Linked DNA regions of Homo sapiens: region 2 is linked to region 1. The links are chromatin contacts, found by Hi-C or POLR2A ChIA-PET in ENCODE. All regions are on one chromosome and are shown on one strand. Each heading gives the region's core, a stretch centred on a gene start or an enhancer-like site at or near the end of the contact. The rest is flanking DNA. Distances are from core to core; before and after follow the strand shown.

Evidence for each region. Hi-C counts contacts between places; a loop is a spot of excess contacts on that map. ChIA-PET counts read pairs that join two places held with the same protein, here RNA polymerase II (POLR2A). Pooled maps may share reads with other maps.
Region 2: a map with no recorded cell type shows a loop between it and region 1 (7-fold over the local background). The contact joins two enhancer-like sites. A Hi-C loop is called at or near these places in 10 of 168 maps with a recorded cell type or tissue (dorsolateral prefrontal cortex, gastrocnemius medialis, heart left ventricle and 6 more), 7 of 37 single-sample maps with no recorded cell type and 6 of 50 pooled maps. POLR2A ChIA-PET finds 5 or more read pairs at or near these places in 1 of 52 experiments (activated CD4-positive, alpha-beta T cell).

Annotation. Positions count from the first base shown.
Region 1 is chr2:68,116,740-68,124,367 of GRCh38, forward strand. It overlaps the pseudogene LOC124906018 and the pseudogene PPIAP64. Among named protein-coding and RNA genes, the nearest start is that of DNAAF10, 37 kb to the right of the region's middle. RefSeq lists enhancers at 4,200-4,359, 4,590-4,759, 4,770-4,849, 5,698-5,992. Within about 2 kb of position 4,577, at least 4 of the 41 ENCODE cell types and tissues checked have a DNase peak (open chromatin) inside an H3K27ac peak, as active enhancers do.
Region 2 is chr2:68,420,964-68,428,591 of GRCh38, forward strand. No RefSeq gene overlaps it. Among named protein-coding and RNA genes, the nearest start is that of FBXO48, 43 kb to the right of the region's middle. RefSeq lists a silencer at 2,501-2,570 and enhancers at 2,911-3,150, 3,271-3,380. Within about 2 kb of position 3,173, at least 7 of the 41 ENCODE cell types and tissues checked have a DNase peak (open chromatin) inside an H3K27ac peak, as active enhancers do.

The sequences.
Region 1 (7,628 bases), core at 3,327-5,826:
CATCTCCCTGGCCCAGCTGCCTGCCCTGTGGACTGCAAGCTTCAGCATCAGACCTGAGGGCAAGAGCCTTACAGAGACTGTGTCAGCAGCTCCCATGGGTAGGTAAGATCAAATCCTGGTAAGAAATCCCTAGTGCTGATTCCTGTTACGGCTGCTTCCTGGAAGGCAGTGTCACGTGGAACCTCTAAATTGCAGCATTCAGAGCTCCAGGAAGGGAAAATTTCAAGTTAAATAGAATTCTATATACCATGTCTTTGGAACCTTCAGCCCTCAAGATTCCAACATCATGACCTCAGTTTCAACACCTTTGTCCTTAGTCCTCATGTCATGCCTTTGATGCTGCCTGTTGTCGAAGCAGTAGAAGCCTGCGATGCAATCACTCTCTTGTTAGGTGTGGTTCTCAGCATTACAGGCATTTGTGCTTGCTTGAAGGTATATGCAGAAAAGAGACAGGGCAGATGTGACTTTGAAGGGCTTACTGAATCAAACCTCACCCTGAAAACCTTTGTGCTATTGAGGCTAAACCTGAGCTTTGGTATCTGACAGTTTCCAAGAATCAGTAAATAAGGGAGTTTTACATTCTTCATGGTTTCCATGAAATGGGAGCAAACAGATACATATATAAACATTAAAAAAAGTTTTCTTTACAACAAATAATGCGCTGAAAAATGCAGCCTATAATTTGTATTTGCTGTTTAGAAAGGAAGTCAAAGAGGTAAGATGGCTGAAATTGACACAAGTAATATTTCATAGTTTTAGAATTCTCAAAGCATGTGAAATAGGAAGAAGGAAGTTGTTGCCTAGAATCTTAGGAAACCATCACTGTTCAGTTATAATCACTGCCTCCTGAATCATTGAGGAGTCTTTTCTCCATATTTTTATTCGATTTTTGTTTTGTTGTCTTTCAAGGTAATATTGTATTTAGATACCAGATAGCCAAAAATGGAAACTTTTATCTCTGGGGGAAAAATGTTTAGAAAAATGTATTCAGTGTATCTAATATTGAAGTGAAATGCAGAAAAGATTTAATATTAAAAAAACACTATAGACTGGGCACCGGTGGCTCATGCCTGTAATCCCAGCACTTTGGGAGGCCGAAGAGGGCAGATCACCTGAGGTCAGGAGTTCAAGACCAGCCTCGCCAACATGGTGAAACCCCGTCTCTACTAAAAATACAAAAATTAGCTGGGCATGGTGGCGTGTGCCTGTAATCCCAGCTACTCAGGAGGCTGAGGCAGGAGAATTGCTTGAACTGGGACCCAGACCCGGGAGAAGGAGGTTGCAGTGAGCTGAGATTGTGCCACTGCACCACTCCAGCCTGTGCTACAGAGCAAGACTCTGTCTCAAAATAAATAAATAAATAAATAAATAAATAAATAAATAAATAAATAAATAAAAAAACAGAAAAAACAATATAGACATTGACATAGAAAAGAGATTTAATGTTAAGAAAACAACTTTATATTAACTGAGTACATCCTCCTGATGAGAAGTACTATAGTAAATATAAACCCATTATGTTATTAAAAAAAAAAAGAAAAGAAAGAGGCCGGGTGCGGTGGCTCACATCTGTAATCTCAGCACTTTGGGAGGCTGAGGTGGGCAGATCACTTGAGGTCAGGAGTTCAAGACCAGCCTGGCCAACATGATGAAACCCTGTCTCTACTAAAAATACAAAAATTAGCCAGGGGTGCTGGCACGTGCCTGTAATCACAGCTACTTGGGAGGCTGAGGCAGGAGAATTGCTTGAACCTGGGAGGCAGAGGTTGCAGTGAGCCAAGATGGTGCCATTGCATTCCAGCCTGGGCAAAGAAGGGAGACTATCTAAAAAAAAAAAAAAGGAAAAAGAAAGAAAGAAATCCCTAGTGCTTTGCTTCTCTAATTGATCTCTGTCTAATTTACTACCCTAAATCTTCCTAAGAGTCCTCTTTCATATAAGTTATTCAGAGTCTATTTCTGTTGCTTGCAGCCAAAAAATTCCAAACTGTAGACACTGCATAATATATAAGAAAATATTTGCAAATTATAAAGCACCACATACACGCATGTCCAATTACATTTGTTAGTATAGACCATGCTGGAAAGATGAAGTCTTGGATCAGACAGACAGATTCAAAACCGAATTCTGCTGGGTAATATTTGCATGTCTTTGGACAAAGTTACTTACTTTCACTGAGCCTGTTTCCCCTCTGTAAAAATTTTTAGAAGTTAGCAGCTAGTAGTTAGGATTAGGTCTCTGCTGTGGTTTAGATATGGTTGGTTTGTCACCACCAAAGCTCATGTTGCAATTTGAGCCCCGATGTGGTGCTCTTGGGGCACGGGGTCTAGTGGGAAGTGTTTGGGTGATAGCGGTGGATCCCTCATAAATGGCTTGGTGCTGTTCTCCCAGTAGTGAGCTCTGTCTCTTGTGAGACTGAATTAGTTCTCGTGGGGATGGATTCATTCCCGAGAGTGGGTTGTTATAAAGTCAGACGCCCTTCGGCTTTCCCTCTCTTCTCACATGTCTGCTTCCCCTCTGACGTTCTCCACCATCTTGTGAGGCAGCATGAGTGAGGGACCTCACCAGAAGCCGGGGCTGTGCCCTTGAACTTCTCAGCCTGCAGCACTGTGAGCTAAATAAGCGTCTTTCTTTTATAAATTACCCAGCCTCAGGTATTCTTTTATAGCATCACAAAATGTACGAAGACATTCATTCATGAATACAAGGGAAAGCCCTAACCTCTTATTGGCTTAAACAAGAAACAAGTATTTTTGTCTATTGTCAAAGTCATCAAGGTAAACAGCCTAGGGCAGGTATGGTGGCTCCCAGATCACCAGGGCCAGACTCCTTATGCTTTTGTTTTTACCCCCTCTGGACGACAGGCCCATCCTCATGCTCCACAGTGTCCACACCTTGCTGATAGGGAGACTGGGAGATACAGTCTTTATTATGTGCTGTGATTAAAATGGGCTCCTGTTGTTGAGGCGGGAGGGGAGAGTGGGCATGGGGAGGCAACCTGCTGCTCTGCTGCCGTGGAGACGGTAACAGGCTGTGGCGAGAGTGTGTGGAAATCCCTTCCCCCTCCTCCCCTTTCAGGCTCCTGTGCTCTTTCCCTGTTCTCCCCAGCACCCTTCCCAATGCCAACATTCACTGTGACAACAGTTTGTAATAGGACTTTCATCCTTAAGTCCAAGTAGCAAAATGGATGAAAAAAGTGCTCTGACGACCTCCACTTATATACAAAAATGGTGAGGTTAAGAGTTTATTATCACGCCTGTAATCCCAGCACTTTGGGAGGCCAAGGCATGTGGATCACCTGAGGTTAGGAGTTCAAGACCAGCCTGGCCAACATGGTGAAACCCCATGTCTACTAAAAGTACAAAAATTAGCCAGACATGGTGGCTCACGCCTGTAATCCCAGCTACTCGGGAGGCTGAGGCAGGAGAATCGCTTGAACCTGGGTGGTGGAGGTTGCAGTGAGCCGAGATCATGCCAGTGCACTCCAGCCTGGGCAACAGAGTGACTCCATCTCAAAACAACAACAACAACAAACTATAGTATTTACCCCAGAGTTTTGTGGTGGGGATTTAAAAATACAACATGAGAGAAACAATATAGTAAGCACTCCACAAATATTAGCAGCTATTATTATTATTGTCAACATTATCATCTTTATAAATGTGATCCTGATCAAGACTCTAGAGACAGGCCACTGGTTTCCCTCCAAGTTTACTCCTCATTCACTGTCTTTCTTTCTTTCTTTTTTTTTTTTTTTGGAGATGGAGTCTCACTCTGTCACCCAGGCTGGAGTGCAGTGGCGTGATCTCAGCTCACTGCAACCTCTGCCTCCCAGGTTCAAGCGATTCTCCTGCCTCAGCCTCCTAAGTAGCTGGGACTACAGGTGCATGCCACCACATGCAGCTAATTTTTTGTATTTTAATAGAGATGGGGTTTCACCATGTTGGCCAGGCTGGTCTCAAACTTCTGGCCTCAATTGATCCACCTGCCTTGGCCTCCCAAAGTGATGGGATTACAGGTGTGAGCCACCTCGCCTGGCATATACTGCTTTCTTTAGCTTCCATAGCCTCAACCGAGAGCAAGAGAATAAGGCTTCTGACATTCTTCCTAGGAAGCTTTACGGAACAGATTGGAAAATTCACAACAAGCCCTAAGTGGCCCATAGTGGATTAGTGGGGACTGTGGCCGTCAGGACTCCCCCTTAGCTGAGGCTTCTGTGTCTTCTGTGTCTGCTTTCTTAGGGCCCTTTAGCCTGTGAGCTCTTAGGAATGCAGGAAGACCCTCTCTTTCCCCCTGGGTGGTAACAAAATTTCCCCTGGTCCATCATTCCTGAGCCCTAGTTCAGTCTGTGTGCGGCCAGGTCAGCGCTCAATAGGGTTCCAAACCTGTTGGCTGCAAGCACAGACTCCCTCTGAGTGTGAATGTTATCTCTCACCAGATGAGGGATGTGCTCAGCCCAGATCAAACACTTGTTTATCTACAGGGTGGTGAGAGCCAAAACTCTGCTTCTGTTTCTCCCTGGTGGTTTATTTGCTTACCCTTATCACCTCTGAGCAGTGGTGTTGTTTGCATAGAGTTCTCGGTTTCTGGCATGTTAAATTTAGAGGTACCCCAGGCTTCTCGGAGGGATCAGAGTGTTGAGCAACTCCTCAGGGAGGTGCAGGAGAATATCACTGGATGAGGGGTCAGGAGATGAGGGCCTGGGTCTGTCTTCAAATGCAGAAATTGAGTGCAGAGGTCTCAAAGGCCTCTTCTGGCACTGACGTTCTGACTGGCCATGAAAGCCTTGGGTGTCATAAAGAAGAAAAGTTGAAGACTTAAAAGGAGGAAGTGTGAGTGTCTTCAGCCTCCGGTGTGAGGGAGAACTGTGAGTCTCTTTTGACCACAGTTTATTTTGTGTTGCTTCTTTTAGCTGCATGGTCCATACGCCAAAGGTGGGCAGGTGGAGGGCTGCTACTCACTAACTTGGTAGTGCAGAAATGGCTTTTAAAAACAGTGGCTATATGGCTGCGCACGGTGGTTCATGCCTGTAATCCCAGCACTTTGGGAGGCCGAGGCAGGCGGATCACTCGAGGTCAGGAGTTCGAGACCAGCCTGATCAACATGGAGAAACCCCGTCTCTACTAAAAATACAAAAATTAGCCGGGCGTGGTGGTGGGCGCCTGTAATCTCAGCTACTTGGGAGGCTGAGTCAGGAGAATCGCTTGAACCCAGGAGGCGGAGGTTGCAGTGAGCTGAGATCGTGCCATTGCACTCCAGCCTGGGCAACAAGAGCAAAACTCTGTCTCAAACAAAACAAAACAAAACAAAACATTGGATCTGGTGCAAAGAAGATGGAGAGAAATTCTAGAATTCCTGCAGGAAGTTAAGTGATGGTATAAAGAAGTCCTTACTCTGAGAAATGCTTCGTTAAAATCAGAATTTACAGAATAAACGGTTGGTAGGAGATAGAGGCATGTACTATTTACTTTACAAAATAATTCCTCACTTTATAAAAAGCCAAATATTTTCTCTTGGAAGTTAGCCTTGTGATGCTACCAGTAAGACTGAATCTATAATAAAGCTAATGATCCAACTTTTGGTTAAAAAACCCATTCTGTAAAAAGAAGCATAGGCATGCTATGCAGTGTTGTTATATACAAAGTGGGTTTTCTTCATAAACACAATCACATTTTTGGAAGACATTTCTGTAAGATAATGTCTTTCTCAAGGTCCAGTTTGGCTTGCGTGCCTCCTGGGAATTAAACAGGATAGATTTTTCCAGCTGCATTTGAAAGACAAATTCCGTTTCCTTGTGTTGAAAGGTCTGCAATGCCCACATCTCCCACAAGGGGGCAGCGCACCACTGGGTCTTCAGGTACAAGGACGGCCTGGGATTCGGAACGTGCGGCTGAGGGGCCTCCTTCCCAGGGGAAGAAAATCCACTGAAAGTCGTGAAGAGGCGGACCTTATGTACCACGACATAATTGAATTTCATATCTCACGAACCCTGCGTATTTGCCAGAAACTTTCGGGCTGTTCTCATTCAGAAAAGGATGAAATCATTTTGTGTGTTGGATAGTCCTTAGACATTCCCAGAAAAAAAATTATTTTTCATGTATATATGCAAAGTGTATCCAGCTAAATCACAAGCAAAAGTGACTTTAAGCAGGTACCAAGACACGCCGGATCATAAAGACACTGTTCTCCCTTCAAGTTCCTTTGGTGAGTTTATGGACACGCATGAGGTAAGCTGCGCCGTTCATGTTCTACTGCGCGTGACTTTGTACTGCCCCTGAGTGGAAAAGGTATTTGGGATTCGAAAGAAGTTATTATTAAGTACAAACAAATTCCCAAGAAAAGAAATGTAGTATGAAGATCAATTTGAGTGTGTAGGGGGAGTTTTCCTTTCCTGTTTTTGTACTGGGCTGGGCTTGCATTGGTGCACATAAAGGATAATAAAAGTAACTTAAAAAACCAAGGGATTCCATGGTGTCTGGTTTACAAGAGCTGATGGAGAAGATACAATTGCCAAAAGGGAGTATTGGGTGCCAAGACCCAGATCTGGCCTAAGGAAGCACGCATTGGTAGCGCCCTAGTTTTCACCTCATGGGAGGACGCAGCCAGGGAGGCCGTGCTTGACGGCTCTGTCAGGGCGGCAGAATCCAGTTACACCTCCCAACATCCATTTCCCTACTTCCTCAGGACCAGAACTCCCAAATGGTAGCCGGGTATAACACTGCACACAATCAGGTTTATGCTTCTCGGTCTCACTGTGATAGGTGAGACCGAGACACAGGACCAAATCATCACCAATGGATACAAGCAAAAGTGCTCTTCAAAGTGCAAGATGTTCTTTTTCTTACTTTTCCTACTTTTCTGATGTCTGGAATGTGGATGTGATGGTTCAACTGGAACAGGCACACTGGATAATGCGTAATCTTTATTTTGGGTTTTCAGTTACCCGCAGCTGAACCTAACCCTAATCAACAACAATGCCTTCAAAAAACAGGCCAGAGGTTAAGATGGACTTTTTTTTCCTAATTACTTGTTTTATCATTATTTTATCATTTTAATCACCCACCAACATTTGCTTTTATTTATTTATTTATTTTTGAGACAGGGTCTCTCATTTTCCCCAGGCTGGAGTGCAGTAACACAGTCACCACTCACTGCAGCTTCAACCTCCTTGGCTCAAGTGATCCTCCTGCCTCAGCCTCCCAAGCAGCTGGGACTATAAGCTGTGCTACCACACCCAGCTAATTTAAAAAAAAAATTTTCTGTAGAGACAGTGTCTCACTATGTTGCCCAGGCTGGTCTTGAACTCCTGGCCTCCCAAAGTGCTAGGATTACAAGCGTAAGCCACTGCGCCTGGCCCAACATTTATTAAATGTTGTATTAAGGGGCCAGGGGCAGTGGCTCATGCCTATAATCCCAGCACTTTGGGAGGCCGAGGCAGGCAGATCACTTGAGGTGAGGAGTTTGAGACCAGCCTGGCCAACATGGCGAAACCCCATCCCTACTAAAAATAAAAAAAATTAACTGCGCGTGGTGGCACATGCCTGTAATCCCAGCTACTTGGGAGGCTGAGGTGGGAGAAGTGCTTGAACCCAGGAGGCGGAGGTTACAGTGAGCCAAGATCACGCCACTG
Region 2 (7,628 bases), core at 1,923-4,422, 300 kb after region 1:
ACTTGTTCATATTTTCTTGACAACATTCATAGGGAGTTTTCCTTTGATTCTTAAGCAAACAGTGTTTCAATAGGGGAATAATGCACATTTGAAGATACTAGGGATGGCAGCATCTAACCTCTATCTTGCTGCTTAAGGAATTTAGTATAAACAGTCACTTTTGCAGTCTTCTGACTCTGAAAAATCTTTGGTGAATGGTTATGGATAGAATTGGCTGGATTGGAGTCCTTGGTTGCATTTAAGACTTGGTGATTGGCAATCAGTAGAGTTTCCTACTGTTATTAACCAGTTGTGTGCTCTTGGGCAAGTCTTTTGCCCTTTGGGCCTCTCCATGGCATATTCACATTAGAGTTTTCTAAGCTCATTCTGACCACATTGTGGAGGCTGTTTGGAGCTAGGCATCACTGGGAGAATAATGGCAGTCACACATGTTATCATAATCCAGGTGAGAGGTGACTAGGTTTGAATCACAGCAGGGAAGGTAAGGCAGGTGGGAGTTAAGTTCAATTGGCAGCTCCACAAATATTTAGAGGTTCCACCCTATGTCGGAACTGTGCTAAGATGGGAGGTAACCGAGACTTACTCTCTTGCCCTCAAGAACCCCTCCTTCTTGGAGAGAGAAGAGCTCCTAAGTTAATGATTTCGGCATCCCCTGGTTGCTCAGTGCTATGATGGGCAGATAAGTGGGGACAAATGGACTGTTCAGAGAGGGGTTCCTAGAAATGATAGTAACAGAGCACAGCTTTAAAGGACAAACAGGATGAAAAAGCTAAGAGATTCGAAAGCCACCTAAGAGGAAGAACCAGCAAGACAGGAAAGATTCTAAGATGATTGCCAGTTTAGGACTTAGTGACCTGGATGATGGTCATTTCACTGATGAGTATAGCAAATACAAATGAACAACTTTGTTAGGGGAAAGAATGATGCATTTAGATAGGGAAATATGGAATTGAAAGTTCCAGTTAGGAATCCAGGAGTGAATGCCCAGTAGCAGTTAGAGATCTACAGGACTGGAGCAAAGGAGAAAGGTCACAATGGAGTTTTACACTAACGAGTCATTTCTGTGGGTATGAAGTGGTAAGAATGGGTGAAAATGCCCAGGGAGAACAAGAGCCCATGCATTCATTCTCTCATGCGTTCAGTATATATTAAGAGTCCACTGTGTGGTGATTGAAGAAATGTGAGAGCAACCTGGTAGAGTGCATTCCTTAAAGACAAGCAGGAGTGTAGACTCTTCTTTCAAGAAACCTGATTGTGCAGGGAAAGAATCAAATAAAGTGATAATTAGTTGGAAAAGGAGACCAAGGGAGAACCGCATAGATGATCACTGTGATGGAATTATACCTTCACATCTAGAAAATACCCTAAAAAGTAAGAAACATTCTGGAGTTGAAAATTTCATTGAATTTTTAATCTACACTTGAGAAAAACTTTTCTGTCAATGAGAGAAAAAATAACTTAAACATTTTCAGTTGATCATACACATAACTGTTAATATTGTTAAAATTTACAGTGATTTAATCATATTTATTTCTTTATATATTTATTTTTTAAGATGGAGTCTTGCTTTGTCGCCAGGCTGGAGTGCAGTGGCACGATCTCGGCTCACTGCAACCTCCGTCTCCCAGGTTCAAGTGATTCTCCTGCCTCAGCCTCCCGAGCAGCTGGGACTATAGGCACCTGCAACCATGCCCAGCTAATTTTTGTGTTTTTAGAGAGATGGGGTTTCACCACGTTGGCCAGGATGGTCTTGATCTCTCGACCACATGATCTGCCCTCCTTGGCCTCCCAAAGCACTGGGATTACAGGCATGAGCCACTGTGCCCGGCCCATCATATTTATTATTGTAATTGTTCACTTCTATCTATTATCTGATTCTTCTTCTCTGCAAATGGATTTAGAAGATTTATGTGTCAAAAGAAATTGATAGAACAAATGTTAATTGAACATCTCCTGAGCTGGATGTGTTACACAGGTGCAGAAAAGTGAAGACTCAATCCTGCCCTCTGGGGCTTAGCATCTGTTGAGAAAGATTAATGCCACTGAACCACATAGATGATCACTGTGATGGAATTATATCTTCACTTCTAGAAAATACCCTAAAAAGTAAGAAAGTGGAAATGTTGAGGAAAGTCCAGAAAACTGGCTTTAGGTACTATTTGTGTTGAATGAATAACTAAAGAACCTGAGTGTTGCCTTTTTTCCTTGTAGGCAATGGGGAGCCATTTATTAAAGGGGGCCTGGATGTAGCTAGCTTGGAGGAAGGTGTATTAGTTCATTCTCATGCTGCTATAAAGAACTTCCCAAGACTGGGTAATTTATAAAGAAAAGAAGTTTAAAAGTTCTGCAAGACTAGATAGGCCTCAGGAAACTTACAATCATGGCAGTAGTGGGGGTGGGGGCAGGGGGGTGGAAAACACATCCTTCTTCACCTGGTAGCAGGAAGGTGAAGAGTGAGAGCCAAGCAAAGGGGGAAGCCCCTTATAAAACCATTAGATCTCATGAGAACTTACTATCATGAGAGCAGCAAGGGGGAAACTGCCCCCATGATTCAATTACCTCTCACCAGGTCCCTCCTATGACATGTGAGGATTATGGGAACTACAATTCAAGATGAGATTTGGGTGGGGACCCAGCCAAACCATATCAGAAGGTGACTCCAGAGATGGGGAAATTAATTAGTGGACTACTGTAGTATATCTCTATGGGAGGTGAGAAGAGTGTCAGTAGCAGAAAGAATGATGAACAGAACCATTTCAAAGGAAGAATCTACAGATTGCAATGAGTAAGATGGTGAGAGTTAAGAGGTGTTTTCCATTCTTTGGGAAGAGCAGTTCCTTAAGAGAAAAAGGAAAGTCATAGCATGAGGATGGATTTGGAACATGAGTTTGAAGGTAAGGGGAGAGAGTCAGGATGCAGAGACTGACTTAGACTCATGAGCAAAGAAGTAACAGCTGAAGTCCTAGGAGATGCGTTCACCAAAAACGAATATGTAGAATTGAGAAATTGATATAGGTCACCTGAGAAGACTCATGAGTGGAGATCAGGAGTAGAAAGATGAGCCAGCAAAAGGGTTGGTAAAGATTTGGTCTGCAGAAGAAGTGACTCAGAAGCCTAGGGAGAGGAGAGATTCTTCAAGAAAAGGGAAGTGGTTAACAATGTCAAATTCACAAAGGTTAAGGTGGCTGAGATCTTAAAAAAGACGGTTTGTTTTGGTCATTAAAGTGCCGTGGTGACCTTCAGGGCAGAAGTTTCAAAAGAATGGTGAAGGGAGAAGTTACACTACAGAGAAAATGGGGAACAATGGTGAAAAAAAGAAAGCAATGGTCATAGATTATTCATTTCAGAAGTTTGCTACAGTGAATTACCTAGTGGAGAACTGGCTTGTAGCTACCAGGAGTAATAGGTTAACTCATTAATTTACTTGTTCAAGAGGCCTGTATTTATTAGATCCCACTAGGTGCTTGTTCACTGCTAGGTGAGTAAGGCAGGCAAGATCACCACTGTTATGGAGTTTGCATTCTAGTGTGAGAGAGATAGTCTGTAAATGATGAAGACAATTGCAGATATTAAAAGTGCTATGATGAAAATGAAACATGGCACACAATGAGCACATTCCAGTCTATACAAAGAGAAAGTGCATAGATTGAGCACAGTATATCTGGTGCTTGATAAACTATGGGGAAAGTGGTAGAAGACATCAGAGAAGCAGAGAAGGAGTTTGTGTTTTACTCTAAGTGCAAGGGGATGCTATAAGTAGATTTTAAACAGAGAAGTAACTTGATTAGATTTACAACTTCTAAACTCGCTTAGGCTGCTTTGTGAAGAATGGACTGTATAGGGCAAGAGTTGAAGTTGGAAATATGACGGGAAGATGCTGAATAATTCATTCAAGGAATAAATGTGGTTTAGATCCAGTTGGTACACCGCAAATAGTGACAAGGGGTCAGCTTTGGACTATATTGTGGTGGTAGAAACATCAACAGGATGTGCAAAATGATGTTGAAGGGGTAGGGTCTAAGAAGAAAGCCAAATGAAGGATGACTCCTAGGTTTTTGGTCTGAGTGAAAGCTAGGACCATTTCCTGAGCTGGGAAGATGGGGGGAGGTGCAGGGGTGTGGCGTGGCAGGGTGAGAAGAATCAGGGGCTTCATTTTGCTTGTGTATGATGTGCCTGAGTCATCTAAGTAATGGTGGGGATCAGAGAAATGGGAAGAACCAGGTGAAAGGTGTTTCTCTTAGTGGAGAACTGAACATTTGTAGGTTGCAGATAGAGGACAGGAGTTTGCTAAAGATGGGAAGAGAAGAAGAAAATGAGGAAGGAGCATTTGGGAGGAGGTAGAGGAGGTGGAGGAGGTGAAGAAGGATTGAGCCAATGGCCCAGACAGTGGATTGACTGTGGAAAGCAGGGAGGACACATTGATGTGAACAAGGAAGTAGAGATGGATGTAGAAATAGAGTTCCATAGAGGTTGAGAGGAAGAAAGAGGACACAGCTTGTGTCAAATGGCCCCTGACATGGCTCTAAATTAAAATAAAAAATGAGGTCATATGTTGAGGGAGATTTGGGTGACAAGACTTGTTGGGAGCTTGAGAAGAGAGGAGATTTGGAACAGACATGTGGGGCCCCTCAGCTGAGAATTGAGAGCATTTATCTCTATGCAGTGCAGAGGTAGAAAAGCCCTTGACCATCAGAAGTCCTTAGTGATCTGAAGACAAGAATGAGGAAGTCAGTGGGAATGGCCTCGGTGCCAGGGGCCAGTGTGGAGTCTCTAGCAGCAGGTTAAGGGTGTGTCGGTAGATTAGGTTAAGGATATGTTTGGGATACCCTCCAGGGAGTGTGGGATACCCTCCAGAGTCTGGAGGAGCCAGGGGGCTTTAGCATACGGAGTGGGGTTGAGGGGTTGGACTTCTGGCATAGGCAAAATGCTGGGTATCCTTGCCGTAACACAGGGGTGTGAAAGTGCTGCTAAAAGCATCACCCACAGACCACCACCAGCAGCATCCCCTGGGAGTCTACTAGTAATGCAGGAGCTGAAACAAAGAGGGCATTTTAGCCAGATTCCTGGATGATGTCATATGTATATAGTTTAGGATATGCTGCTCTAAGGAATGAGGCTTTAAAAGGTTAAATGCTTTTTATTTCATCTGTTTTGAGGCAGTGTCTCACTTTGTCACCCAGGCTGGAGTGCAGTGGTGTGATCTTGGCTCACTGCAGCCTCCATGTCCCAGGCTCAACCGATCTTCCCACCTCAGCTTCCTGAGTAGCTGGGACTACAAGTGCGTACCATCACGCCCAGCTAATTTTTGTGTTTTTTGCAGAGACAGGGATTTTGCCATGTTGGCCAGGCTAGTCTCAAATTTCTGAGTTCAAGCTATCCTCCTGCCTCAGCCTCCCAAAGTGCTGGGATTATAGGCATGAGCCACTACACCCGGCCTTAAATGCTTTTTGAAGTAAAAAACTGACCAGAAGATCTTTCTTGTAGATTAATTTGATATATTTTACTTTTTAATATATCTTTATCTTTTTCTGATTTTAAAAAACCTTGCACACTTGTTTTAGAAGTAGAAACTAAGAACATGTATAAAAAAGAGACTAACGTTCAGTCCCATTCTTAGGGTCTGTTATGATACTAGAAGGAGCAGAATAATGGCTGTGGGTGTCTCCCAGAGGTCTCATCTCTTCCAGGGAGTTATCACTGAGAGGCAGTTTAATAGCAGAGCAGCTCCTTCCTGGTTAGGTGACCTTCAGCCAGTTACTTAACACAGCCTTCATTTTTTATCAGTAAAATGGGCATGTGAATAATAGTACATAGGGTTAATATAAGGATTACATTACATTCAATCCTTATGAAAATTTACATATTCAAAATCCTATGAGAAAATTTACATATTTCAATTATGTAAATACCTTAGGGCAGTTCCTGGTTCATAATGAAAGCTCAAAAAATGTTAAAATTGCATATTAGGACTGTACCAGGGTGAGAAATCACTAAGTTAAGCAAACTTTTAACACAGTGTAAGGATTGCTCCCGCTTGGAGGTCTTTGGGCCGCTTCAGGTATAGACTATTGTCTTCAGGGTCTCACCATTCACGACAGTTCGGGAGGAGAACCCTGGAGGACTGAGGAAACAAGATGCACCCCTCATCTGAAGTTGCTCATCAGGAAAGGAAGCTGAGGCCTAGGCAAAGGGTGACAAGATGTGGAGACTGTGATTTGAGATGAGAAGCAACAGAGTTAAAGCCGGGGTACTGGAATGGAATGCAGGGTTCTCCGAGGGGCGTCTCATACATTTTACTTGGTGTTATACCTTTTCTCTCTGTTACATAAGTTCACAGCACCAATATGATTGCTGTTGCAATAACACAGCTGCAAATAAAAACCATAAAAACCCAGAAAAAACATCTGAGCTTCCCCCAACTGTCCTTGAATAGGGGTTAACCAATTTGGAAATCCCCGCTTCTGGTTGCAGCATATCCGCAAGTTTAAATAAACATTGATGAAACACTATGTTAAGAGTTCAGCATAACCATGAGTAAGGTTATATAAAATGTTTAATAGGTCACGTGGCACCTGTAGGGTAGAAATTGTACATTATTTCTAATGCATTTAGTAACTAAGTCCTTTTTGAAAGTTCTTGTAACTACAGGCTCTGCTTGAACAATAGCAATACTATATCTATGTGTGAGAGAATAATAACATTCCCTGGTCTGGTCTTGTTTCTTTAATATCATCTGCCTTCCCTGGCAGATGTTTCCTAGAATTTAATAAGAAAACAACCGTTTACAGAATATGTAGTCTAGGTCAGGAACTCGGTTAAGTACTTTTCAAGAATTGTTTTATTTCACCCTCACCCTATCCCTTTGAGATAGTTCCTTTTGTTATCACCATTTTACAGATGATGACACTGAGGCTCAAAAAGGTGAAGTAAATTGGCCAGGGTGACACAACTAGGTAGGATAGCAGAGATGGGATTCAAACCCAGAGTTTGCACTTTTAATCAGTGCTGTTTTCTGTCCTTCCTACTCATACTCTTCCCAGGAGTATCATTCTAACCTATTGCTGCATTTAGCATGCACGGTACCAGGAATTCTCCAGCCTTCTGGGTTGCCCTTTGCTTTGGCATCCAAATAAAGTAACTCCAGTCTTGTACAACTTTCTGTGGGAAAGCTGATGACCTCACCAATTTTCCCCCAAATTCTCGAGAGTAGAGGAGAGAACTTATATTATTTTATCTGTTCTCATTCTAAATTCTTCCTCTTGTATTAGTTCTCATCACCTACCCGATGACATAAAGCAGTTACTGTAATTCTCTGCATACAGCCTCACCCTGCACTTGCACATAGCTCTTCTTCCGTTCTTCTAAACATCACTCCTCCAAAGGTATGAAGTGGTCAGCTGGTTTCTCTGGAAAGCAGCTGAGACAGAAGTAAGTGGAGGAGGTTTGATGAGAAGGGGAAGGAGTAATCCCATGAGAGATAAAAAAGGAAGGAAGCAGAATTTGGGCAGGAAAATCCTTCGGACTGCAATGCAAATCTGACACCAGGGTTGGCCTTGAAAGCAAAGGGCAGTCTTTCCTACAGACAGAATTTGAGTGGGACACCTGGTGATAATATGTGTATGGACTCA